Linked DNA regions of Homo sapiens: region 2 is linked to region 1. Evidence: read pairs that join two places in POLR2A ChIA-PET (ENCODE). Cell type or tissue: OCI-LY7. All regions are shown on one strand.

What was found. ChIA-PET counts read pairs that join two places held together with the same protein. Peaks named below come from ENCODE experiments on the same cell type or tissue, not always from the same donor. Only the 100,000 strongest peaks of a DNase experiment are listed, where the experiment ranks them.
Region 2: POLR2A ChIA-PET joins it to region 1 with 7 read pairs; 2 of 35 experiments call an interaction of 5 or more read pairs at or near these places.

Annotation. Positions count from the first base shown.
Region 1 is chr5:527,840-532,839 of GRCh38, forward strand. No RefSeq gene overlaps it. Among named protein-coding and RNA genes, the nearest start is that of MIR4456, 5.5 kb to the right of the region's middle. In OCI-LY7, no CTCF peak of the experiment used is centred here; a DNase peak (open chromatin) is centred at 2,312.
Region 2 is chr5:761,110-766,109 of GRCh38, forward strand. All of the region lies in intron 4 of ZDHHC11B (zDHHC palmitoyltransferase 11B (putative)), which reads right to left. Among named protein-coding and RNA genes, the nearest start is that of ZDHHC11B, 21 kb to the right of the region's middle. In OCI-LY7, no CTCF peak of the experiment used is centred here; no DNase peak of the experiment used is centred here.

The sequences.
Region 1 (5,000 bases):
GCCACTCTTATTGGTTGTTGGATCCGGGGGATACAAATGTCTTTCTCAAAAGCAGATTAGAGCTCAGCCCTTCCCTTCCCGGGTGGCCTCTGAGGCCTCAGGTGGGACCTTTCCTCTTCTTCAGAGATGGACAGACTCTTGACCAGCCTGGAGCTGGAGGGCCTGCAGGACTTGAGGCCCGCGCTCTGGTCCGTCCTGTCCGTGTTGGGCCTGGGGTCTCCTCACCCGCGGAGACTCACCTTTCCTGGCTCCCTGAGGGCACCAGCCCGGGTTGGAGTCAGACCCCCCCACTGTGACACCCCTGCGGGGGTAGCTCAGGGCCTGTGTCTGAAGCGGCAGCTCCCCCCGTGGGTTGGGTGGGGAGTTCAGGGGCCCCGGGGTTGGGTGGGGAGCTCAGGGGCCCCGGGGTTGGGTGGGGAGCTCAGGGGCCGGGGGCTGCGCCGGGAGGGGCGAAGGGCTGGGGACGGCGCCGCAGGAGAGTCTCTGTGCCCCGCAGTCCACCCCAGGGCAATGGCGCGGGGGACCTGGCAAGGCCCGGCAGGCCCTCCCAGCACCGTCCCCGGCCGGCCCGTCAGTGCCCGTCGGGGTCGCGCGTCCTCCCTTCCGCCCTCGGGGACAGCCCGGCCGGCCACGCCGCCGAACTCGCCATGGGCCTCTCTCCGCATCCGCATGTGCATCCGCAACCGCTTCCGTCCCGCTGAGCGCACGAACCCTCTCGCTCCTGTCCCTCCCGCCCCGCCCGCCCCGCCCGCCCCGGACGCCTCTGCTGCGGTGTCTTAGCGGTCCGCGGACAGGCGACCTCCCCCGTGGACGCCCCTCTCCCGGCCGCCGCCCCGCCCCGCGCCCCGCTCCCCCGCGCCCCTGGGCCGAGACCTCCGGTCGCCTCGCCCCGTCTCCGGCCACGAAAGGCGCTGCGGACCTGGCGGTCACGCGCGAAGCCAGTGGCCTCCCCCCGCCCGGGGCTCCGGGATCCGGGCACCAACAGACCCGGAGGGACCGCGCCGCCCCGGGCAAACCCGCCCACCCCGTTGCCCAACACAACTGGAAGCACTAAAACCGAATCCAACCGTGTGCAGAGACCAGCCCAGCGCTCTGGGAGGCCCAGGCAGAAGGATCACTTGAGGCTGGGAGCTCGAGACCAGCCTGGGCCACATAGTGAGACCCTGTCTCTAAAAAACATAATAAAAAACAGTAGCCGAGTGGTGGCGCTCGCCTGTGGCCCCCGCATTTCGGGAGGGGAAACCCTTGGGAAACGTAGAATAGAAGCAGATTCCTTTAAGCTGATAGGTAGCATCTGTAAGGCCGGCAGGAGCAGGTGCTGGCACTCAGGAAGCCTCCTCTGAAGCAGGAACGTTTGCCACCTGCCCCCACCCTCAGCCTCATCTTTGGAGCAGGTGCTGGCACTCAGGAAGGCTCCTCTGAGGCAGGAACCTCGGCCACCGGCCCCCACCCTCAGCCCCATCTTCAGGATGCAAGACAGCTCCCGCCTGTAGGCAGCACAGAGGTCTTCCTCGCACACTCTCAGAACCGGCAAGAGTTAGCTCAGCAAGGCTGCTGGCTACAAAGCCAACAAGCCACCGTGAACTGGGTTTCTATGCACGAACAACACACTTTTTAGAAAATGAAAGCTAATTTAACAGTACTATTCATGCAGCATCAAAAATATGAAATACCTAGGAAAAAAAAATCTAGCAAGGGGTGTGGCGGAAATTTATAGGATAATTCAACAGTGAAACCAAATGGACATGGAGCTTTCTTTGTGGAAAGGTTTTAAATGATGGATTTAATTAATAAATATTAGGCTGTTTGGACTTTTCTTTTTGTGTCCATTTTGATAAATCATATTTTTTGACTTTTTGTCTTAATTCTGATAAATTGTACTTTTCAAGAAATGTGTTCATTGCATCAAAAATTCATGTTTATTGATGTAAAGCACATAATGTGATTGTAATCTCCCCTGTGTCCATAAGACTCTGCAGTGATGTCTCCCTTTTGTACCTCCTGGCGATGATTTTTGTTTTCTCTTTTTTAATGATCAACATTGCTGGGAGGTTTATCAACTTTATTCATCTTCTCACAGAACCAGATTTTGGTCTTGTTGATTTTCTCTGATTTATATCTGTCTTCTCTTTCATACATTTTACTATGATTTCCTTCCTTCTGCTTTGCCTTTATTTTGATGTCCTTTTTCTAGTTTCTTGAGCTGAAAGCATAGGTCATTGGTTTCAGCATTTCCCCTTTTTAAATGTGGAACTTTTTCAATAAGCTGTGGATTTCCCTTTGGTGGCTAGTTTTGCATATCCTGGAGGCTTTTTCATATGCTGTGTGTTCCTCATTCAGCTCAAGACATTGTATCCTGGACGCTTTTATATGCTGTGTGTTCCTCATTCAGCTCAAGACATTTTCTGATTTCTACTGTGGCTCCTTTGACATATGGGTTATTTAGAAGTGTGTTGCTTAATCCACAATTGCTTAATTTCTAAACATTTGGAGATTCTCCTCTTATCTTTCTCTTACTGAATCTACTGTAATTCCACTCAGCCCAGAGAACACAGGCTGTGTGACCTCAGTCCTCTTATGTTTGGCGAAAGGCGCTTTGCGGGAGGAACCTGGACCTCAGTCCTCTTATGTTTGGCGAAAGGCGCTTTGCGGGAGGAACCTGGACCTCAGTCCTCTTATGTTTGGCAAAAGGCGCTTTGTAGGAGGAACCTGGTCTGTGTGGGTGAATCTGCCTCAGTCATTGACGCAGTTCTGTGTTCTGTGCTCTGCTCAGACTCAACGGGACTCGTAGGATGCAGGGACGCAGAGCTCTAGGTGTGCTGGTTTGTTCCAGTTGGGTCTGAAAATCTTTATCTTCCAAGACCTTTTCTTAGTTAATAACATGCAGACGGCTGACGGCAGCCCCCCAGGATCCTCACGCTGCAGCTGAGCCTCTCCACCTGTGTGGGCAGCAAGGTTTCTCCCTCTCATCGCCCCCGTGCCCGCCATGCTCAGGGATGCGGCCTGTGCGCCCCGTCACGGCTTCAGACCTGCTCAGAGGAAAACGAGCTCACTCTGCTCTGGGTCCTTGGATGTGTTTTCTTCTGCCTCCTGGACTCGGTTCATTTCCCCATGGCGTCTTTATAATTTGCGTCCCTTCAGCAAATGTTTGCTTGAGCGGTGTTAGTTTCTGCATGAGGCACAGACGTACCCTCTGAATGCAGGCAGCACACGGGAAGCAGACCCTCGAGGGGGACGAATGTCAGAGGAGATGCGCAGGCAATTTGTGAGCGTGGAGTCGCCAGGAAGGAGAGATGCGGCCGGACTGGATGCCACATTCCACCACCCAGGCCGGCTCACCTCTGCGCGGCCGCGTTCCAAATCATTGTTCACACAGAATTTGGCTGCAGCGGGTGTCCTTGAGTCTCTCACACTTGAGTAATCATCCAGGTCTCCTCCTCCGGCTTCCTTTGAGGCCCTGGCCCCCCAGGGGCTCCGGCGTGTGTCCCCAGCAGACACTGCCTGGCCTGCCTGGCTCAGCCTTGCATCTACCCCCAGGGTGTGTTTGCCCCTCCTCCACGAGATGCGCTCTTGTCCTCCCTCTCCTCCCCTCCAGGGACCCTCCAGAGGCTCGTTCACTGCCTGGAGACACAGCGACAGCCCTCGCCACTAGCTGGAGGCTGGTGCTGGTGTGGGGCCTCAGACCCCTAGAAACACCGGGAAGTCAGGTGGAGCTGCGGGAGCTGAGACCTGGAGCAGGTGGCTGGCCGAGCCGGCACTGCCCTCACTTGGCATGGACCAGTCTTACTGTGCCTTGGAGCACCCCCCGCAGAGCAAGGGTGGTGAGTCCCTTGGCTACAGGGCTGGGCACGCTCTAGGTGGTTGACACGTGTGTGCACCAGGTGTGCAGTGGGCAGGCACCATCACACTTGCCGCTATTCACCGGCGGGCATTCCCACCTGCCAGTGGGGGTGGCTCTGGCTGGGGTCACCTCTGTGCCTGCCCCACAGCCCTTCCACTCTGCCTCCATAGAAACAGCTGGAGATGGACGGAATTGCTCTCTCAGGCAGCTGTTCAGTCAATCTTAGCTCACGCTGGATCCCAGATCTGTCCCTCCCCAGGAGCGCTCAGCTCTCCACTCTGCCCCATCCTGCAGCTTCGGCTTTGACTCAGACAGGCCGGGAGATCCCTGGTATTTCTGGTCAGATGCCTGCCGTGGGGAGAAGAAGAAAACTCTGGAGCTGGCTAGGCCCAGGTCCTCACCAGGCTTGGGCAAGGTCTCCTGGACATCGACGGGCCTCACTTTCCCCATTCGGCTGTGGTGATGCACGCTGTGAAAGGCTCTGAGCTGGACCAGGGTCTCAGTTTCCCCTATGTGGTTGGGGCACATGTTGTGAGCAGCTCTGAGCTTGACCAGGGCCTCAGTTTCCCCTATGTGGTTGGGGCACATGTTGTGAGCAGCTCTGAGCTGGACCAGGGCCTCAGTTTCCCCTATGTGATTGGGGCACATGTTGTGAGCAGCTCTGAGCTGGACCAGGGCCTCAGTTTCCCCTATGTGGTTGGGGCACATGTTGTGAGCAGCTCTGAGCTCGACCAGGGCCTCAGTTTCCCCTATGTGATTGGGGCACATGTTGTGAGCAGCTCTGAGCTGGACCAGGGCCTCAGTTTCCCCACGTGGCTTTGGCACACGCTGTGAGTGGCTCTGAGCTGGACCAGGGCCTTTCCCATGCCATGTACCTCAGTGCGTCCCTGAAACTGTCAGAGTGACCTGAGTGACCTGTGTCAGGCGGTGACCGCCCAGCCCTTGCACCTCAGACCTCCTGGATGGAGAGGACACTCAGCTCACAGGGCAGTCTGACGAGAAGCCTCTGGAGCTGTGGAATGGCTCAGGCTGCCGGACTGGGGGCCAGGTCCCCTTCGGCCTGAAAACAGCCGCCATCTCAGCTGGCCGGGAGCCCCGCCTTGCCTGGAGTTCAGTGGTATCAGGCCAGGCTCAGAGCAAACACGGCCTGAAAGCCGTG
Region 2 (5,000 bases), 230 kb after region 1:
TGTCAAGCACATCTGGGGGCTGTTGGAGAATGTTGGCGTGGACTGCCTTGACCACGGTCCGATCACAGCCTGTCTTCTCACCTGCCATGAAGGTGCAATACAGGAGGACACCCGTGTCTGGAGGGCATGTGCTAGAGCAGGGAGGTGGGCCGTGCAGCACAGGGTTAGTGACTGTGGGCTTTAGTGACATCCTCATCCCTCACTGCAGGACACCCGGGGCCAATGGGGCTGCCATGCAGCTCTGTGGGTCTGTGGATTTCTGGGCCCTGGAGGTGGGGGAGGCCATCTAGGACCCAGGCTTTGGGGGTATGGGGACTCAGGGATGTAGGTGGAGAACTCGGAGGCTGGGCCACAGCAGAAGCTGGGCCAATGGCAGGGGATCTTGGGGAATGCCAGCAGGGCCACAGGGCACACCTTGGGCCTGGCAGAGAGAGGCCACTACTCAGAACTATGACCTGTCCTCCTGATGAGTGGAGGGGCGCAAGGCTGGCAGTGTGTGCCGGGTGGACACGTGGGTTGCCACGTTCCAGCACCTCCCATGGTAGAAGCCTGAACCCCCACATGTGTGTCCAGGCCTTAGAACCCCATGGAACCCCCACTCTGGTGACTGGGCACACTCAGGGCCTCTCAGAAAAGGCCTCTTGGGAAGTGAGCACTGCTTCCCTAAATCCCTTAGGATTGGGAAGGCCACGGAGCAGACAGGGGGACACAAAGTCTTCTACTCACAGCCCTGGACAGCCTCTCACAGACCAGACAGCCACCCCTAGCCCCAGACAGCCACTCACAGCCCTGGACAGACACTCCTAGCCCCAGACAGCCACTCAACTCACAGCCCTGGGCAGCCACTCACAGTCCTGGCTGGCCACTCACAGCCATGATGGCCACTCACAGCCAAGAGGGCCACTCAACTCACAGCCCTGGAGAGCCACTCACAGCCCTGGATGCCCACTTGCAGCCCAGACAGCCACTCACAGCCCAGACAGCCACTCATGGCCCCAGACAGTCACTCCCAGCCCCAGACGGCCACTCACAGCCCAGATGGCCACTCAACTCACAGCCCTGGACAGCCACTCACAGTCCCAGCCGGCCACTCACAGTCCCGGCCAGCCACTCACAGCCCAGATGGCCACTCCCAGCCCTGGACAGTCATGCCAGCTCCAGATGGCCACTCACAGCCTCAACGGCCACTCACAGCCCCAGACAGCCACCTACAAACAAGACGCAGGTTGCAAGAGGGATGCAGCAAGATAGCGCCCAGGATGAGTGTATGCCACAGTCAGCACCCACGTCTCTCACTAAAGCACATCCTTGGACCCCTGGCAAGGCTCTCTGTGAGACCAGCTGGACCCAGCCCATTTCAGACTTGTAGATAGGGTGTGGCCTGACCTCCCAAGGGAACTTTAGCTGCACAAGGCACCCCAAGACCCAGAGACTGAGCCCCAAATCCCCAGGGAGACACCCTTGAATCACTAAGCCAGATGGGGTGGTTGAATGAGAGGCCAAAAGCCTTACTGGCAGTGTGTATCTGTCTGTGCATGCCCGGGTCTGTGCATGTGCTCACAGAAAATACATAGCTTTAAACACACATTAAAAAGTAAGAAAGGTCTACAATCAATGACCTAAGTTTCCGTCTTAAGATGATAGAAAAAAAAGCAAAGTAAACCCAAGGTCAGTTGAAGGAAGTAGTAAAAATAAAAGCAGAATTTTTTTTTAATAGAATAAAAACAGGCAAACAATAGAGAAAATTAATAATTAAAAAGCTGACTCTTTTCAAGATCAATAAAAGGGATAAGCCCCAGGAAGACTGATGAAGAAGAGGTAGGAAGACACAAATGGCCAGGATAGTGAGGAAGGAAGGCGCAGCACTCAGACCCTACAGATGGGAAAAGGATTGTGGGAAACACTGTAAACACCTGTATTCCAAGAAATATGACAAATTACATGAAATACTCCAATTTCCTGAAAAACACAACCTATCAGCTAGGCGCGGTGGCTCACGCCTATAATCCCAGCACTTTGGGAGACCGAGGTGGGTGGATCACAAGGTCAGGAGTTCAAGACCAGACTGGCCAATATGGTGAAATCCTGTCTCCACTGAAAAATACAAAAATTAGCTGGGCGTGGTGGCACACACCTGTAGTCCCAGATACTCAGGAGGCTGGGACGGGAGGATTGTTTGAACCCAGGAGGCAGAGGTTGCAGTGAGTCGAGATCACACCACTGCACTCCAGCCTGGGTGACAAGAGTGAGACTCCCATCTCGGGAAAAAAAAAAAAAAGAAGAAGAAGAAGAAAAATACAACCTATGAAAATAGAAACAAGAAAACAGAGAAACAGAATAGCTTTTTTATCAAAGAAACTGAATTCATTATCAAAAGCCTTCCCACAAGGGAGACTGTTGCACTTGGGGAAAAATCCAGCCAAGTCTAGACTGAGGGGCCTCCTGTGGGCAAAGGCATCAGTTTCTCTGACCAGTCAAAGGCCTGGGAGCAAAACGGATGGAGGAAAGGGGGCTTCAGGGACACAGCAGCCCCATGGCACGTGGGCTCCTGATGTGAGCCACGCATCTGTAGAGACTTGTTTCGAAAATTGGGGAAATGGCCACATGGATAAGAACGAATACAGGATGTTAAGAAATGGCTATATAATTTTTAAGTGAGATATTTTTAAGTGAGATAAAGCATGGTGTTATAAAAATAAAAGTTTGTTAGACACAAACTGGAGCATTTACAGGTGAAATTTCCCGATGTCCGAGATTTTTAAAGGTTACTCGGATACACATGCATGTGAGATATAAAACAAGGTTAGCAAAAGCTTCACTGTTGAAGCAGGTGACTGGCACCTGCGGGTCCGCTTGACTGTACTCTCTACCTCTATAAACTGAAAGACGCCACAGGAACAAGTTTCAGGAAAGAGAGACATGGCCTTGCCCATGGCTGAGGCACTCAGGCTGGCAGGCTGCTGTCCTCATGGCACCTGCTCACTCTGCATCCAGCCCCTACACCTCCCTGCCTGCACCACAGCGATACACACCACGCTCACCATTTACCAGAGACTTGCCCGGGATGGCCCAGCCCAAGGACCACGCAGTGGTGTTGAGAGGTGACAGCACGCTGGCAGCCCTGGCAGCCCTCGCTCACTCTCGGCACCTCCTCGGCCTCGGTGCCCACTCTGGCCACACTCGAGGGGCCCTTCAGCCCACTGCTGCACTGTGGGAGTCCCTCTCTGGGCTGGCCGAGGCCAGAGCCGGCTCCCTCGGCTTGTGGGGAGGTATGAAGGGAGAGGCACAGGCGGGAACCCAGCACTAGTTCGGGGTGGGCATGGGCTCAGCGGGCCCTGCACTCAGAGCAGCCGGCCGGCACTGCCGGCCCCGGGCAGTGAGGGGCTTAGCACCTAGGCCAGCAGCTGTGGAGGGTGCGCCAGGTCCCCCAGGAGTGCTGGTCTGCTGTAGCTGTGCTCAATTCTCACTGGGCCTCAGCTGCCTCCCTGCGGGGCAGGGCTCAGGACCTGCAGCCCGCCATGCCTGAGCCTCCCCGCTGCCATGGGCTCCTGCGCAGCCCGAGCCTCCCCAGTGAGCACCGTCCCCTGCTCTGCGGCACCCGGTCCCATCCACCACCCAAGGGCTGAGGAGTGCGGGCACATGGCACGGGACTGGCAGGCAGCTCCACCTGCCCCCGGTGTGGGAGCCACTAGGTGAAGCCAGCTGGGCTCCTGAGTCTAGTGGGGACTTGGAGAACCTTTATGTCTAGCTAAGGGACTGTAAATACACCAATCAGCACCCTATGTCTAGCTCGAAGTTTGTAAATGCACCAATCAGCACTCTGTATCTAGCTAATCTGGTGGGGACTTGGAGAACCTTTATGTCTAGCTAAGGGACTGTAAATACACCAATCAGCACCCTATGTCTAGCTCGAAGTTTGTAAATGCACCAATCAGCACTCTGTATCTAGCTAATCTGGTGGGGACTTGGAGAACCTTTATGTCTAGCTAAGGGACTGTAAATACACCAATCAGCACCCTATGTCTAGCTCGAAGTTTGTAAATGCACCAATCAGCACTCTGTATCTAGCTAATCTGGTGGGGACTTGGAGAATCTTTATGTCTAGCTAAGGGATTGTAAATACACCAATCAGCACCCTATGTCTAGCTCGAGGTTTGTAAATGCACCAATCAGCACTCTGTATCTAGCTAATCTGGTGGGGACTTGGAGAATCTTTATGTCTAGCTAAGGGATTGTAAATACACCAATCAGCACTCTGTGTCTAGCTCAAGGTTTGTAAATGCACCAATCAGTGCTCTGTGGGGACTTGGAGAACTTTTGTGTCTAGCTTAGGGGTTGTAAACACACCAATCAGCACCCTGTCAAAACGGACCAATCAGCTCTCTGTAAAACAGACCAATCAGCTCTCTGTAAAATGAACCAATCAGCAGGATGTGGGTGGGGCCAGATAAGGGAATAAAAGCAGGCTGCTCAAGCCAGTAGCAGCAAACTGCTTGGGTTCTCTTCCACATTGTGGAAGTTTTGTTCTTTTGCTCTTTGCAATACATCTTGCTGCTGCTCACTCTTTGGCTCCGCACTGCCTTTATGAGCTCTAACACTCGCAGTGAAGGTCTGCAGCTTCATTCCTGAACCAGGGATACCCCAAACCACCAGAAGGAAGAAATTCTGAACACATCCAAACATCAGAAGGAACAAACTCCAGACACGCCGCCTTTAAGAACTGTAACACTCACCGCGAGGGTCTGCGGCTTCATTCTTGAAGTTGGTGAGACCAAGAACCCACCAGTTCCGGACACAGTGTCACCACTTCCCCACTGAGGAAGGCTCTAGTGAGAAATAACACATCCTACTTTCAGAAATATGGTTCCAGTGCCCCAAGGCACCGAACGCAGGCCAACTGTTCCCCAGGCCCCTTTGTCCCCACACATCCATGTCTCAGTGACCCTAGGGGGCCTGGGGTTTCTCAACTGAATGCCATGGTCAGCTGGAGGTAGTGCAGA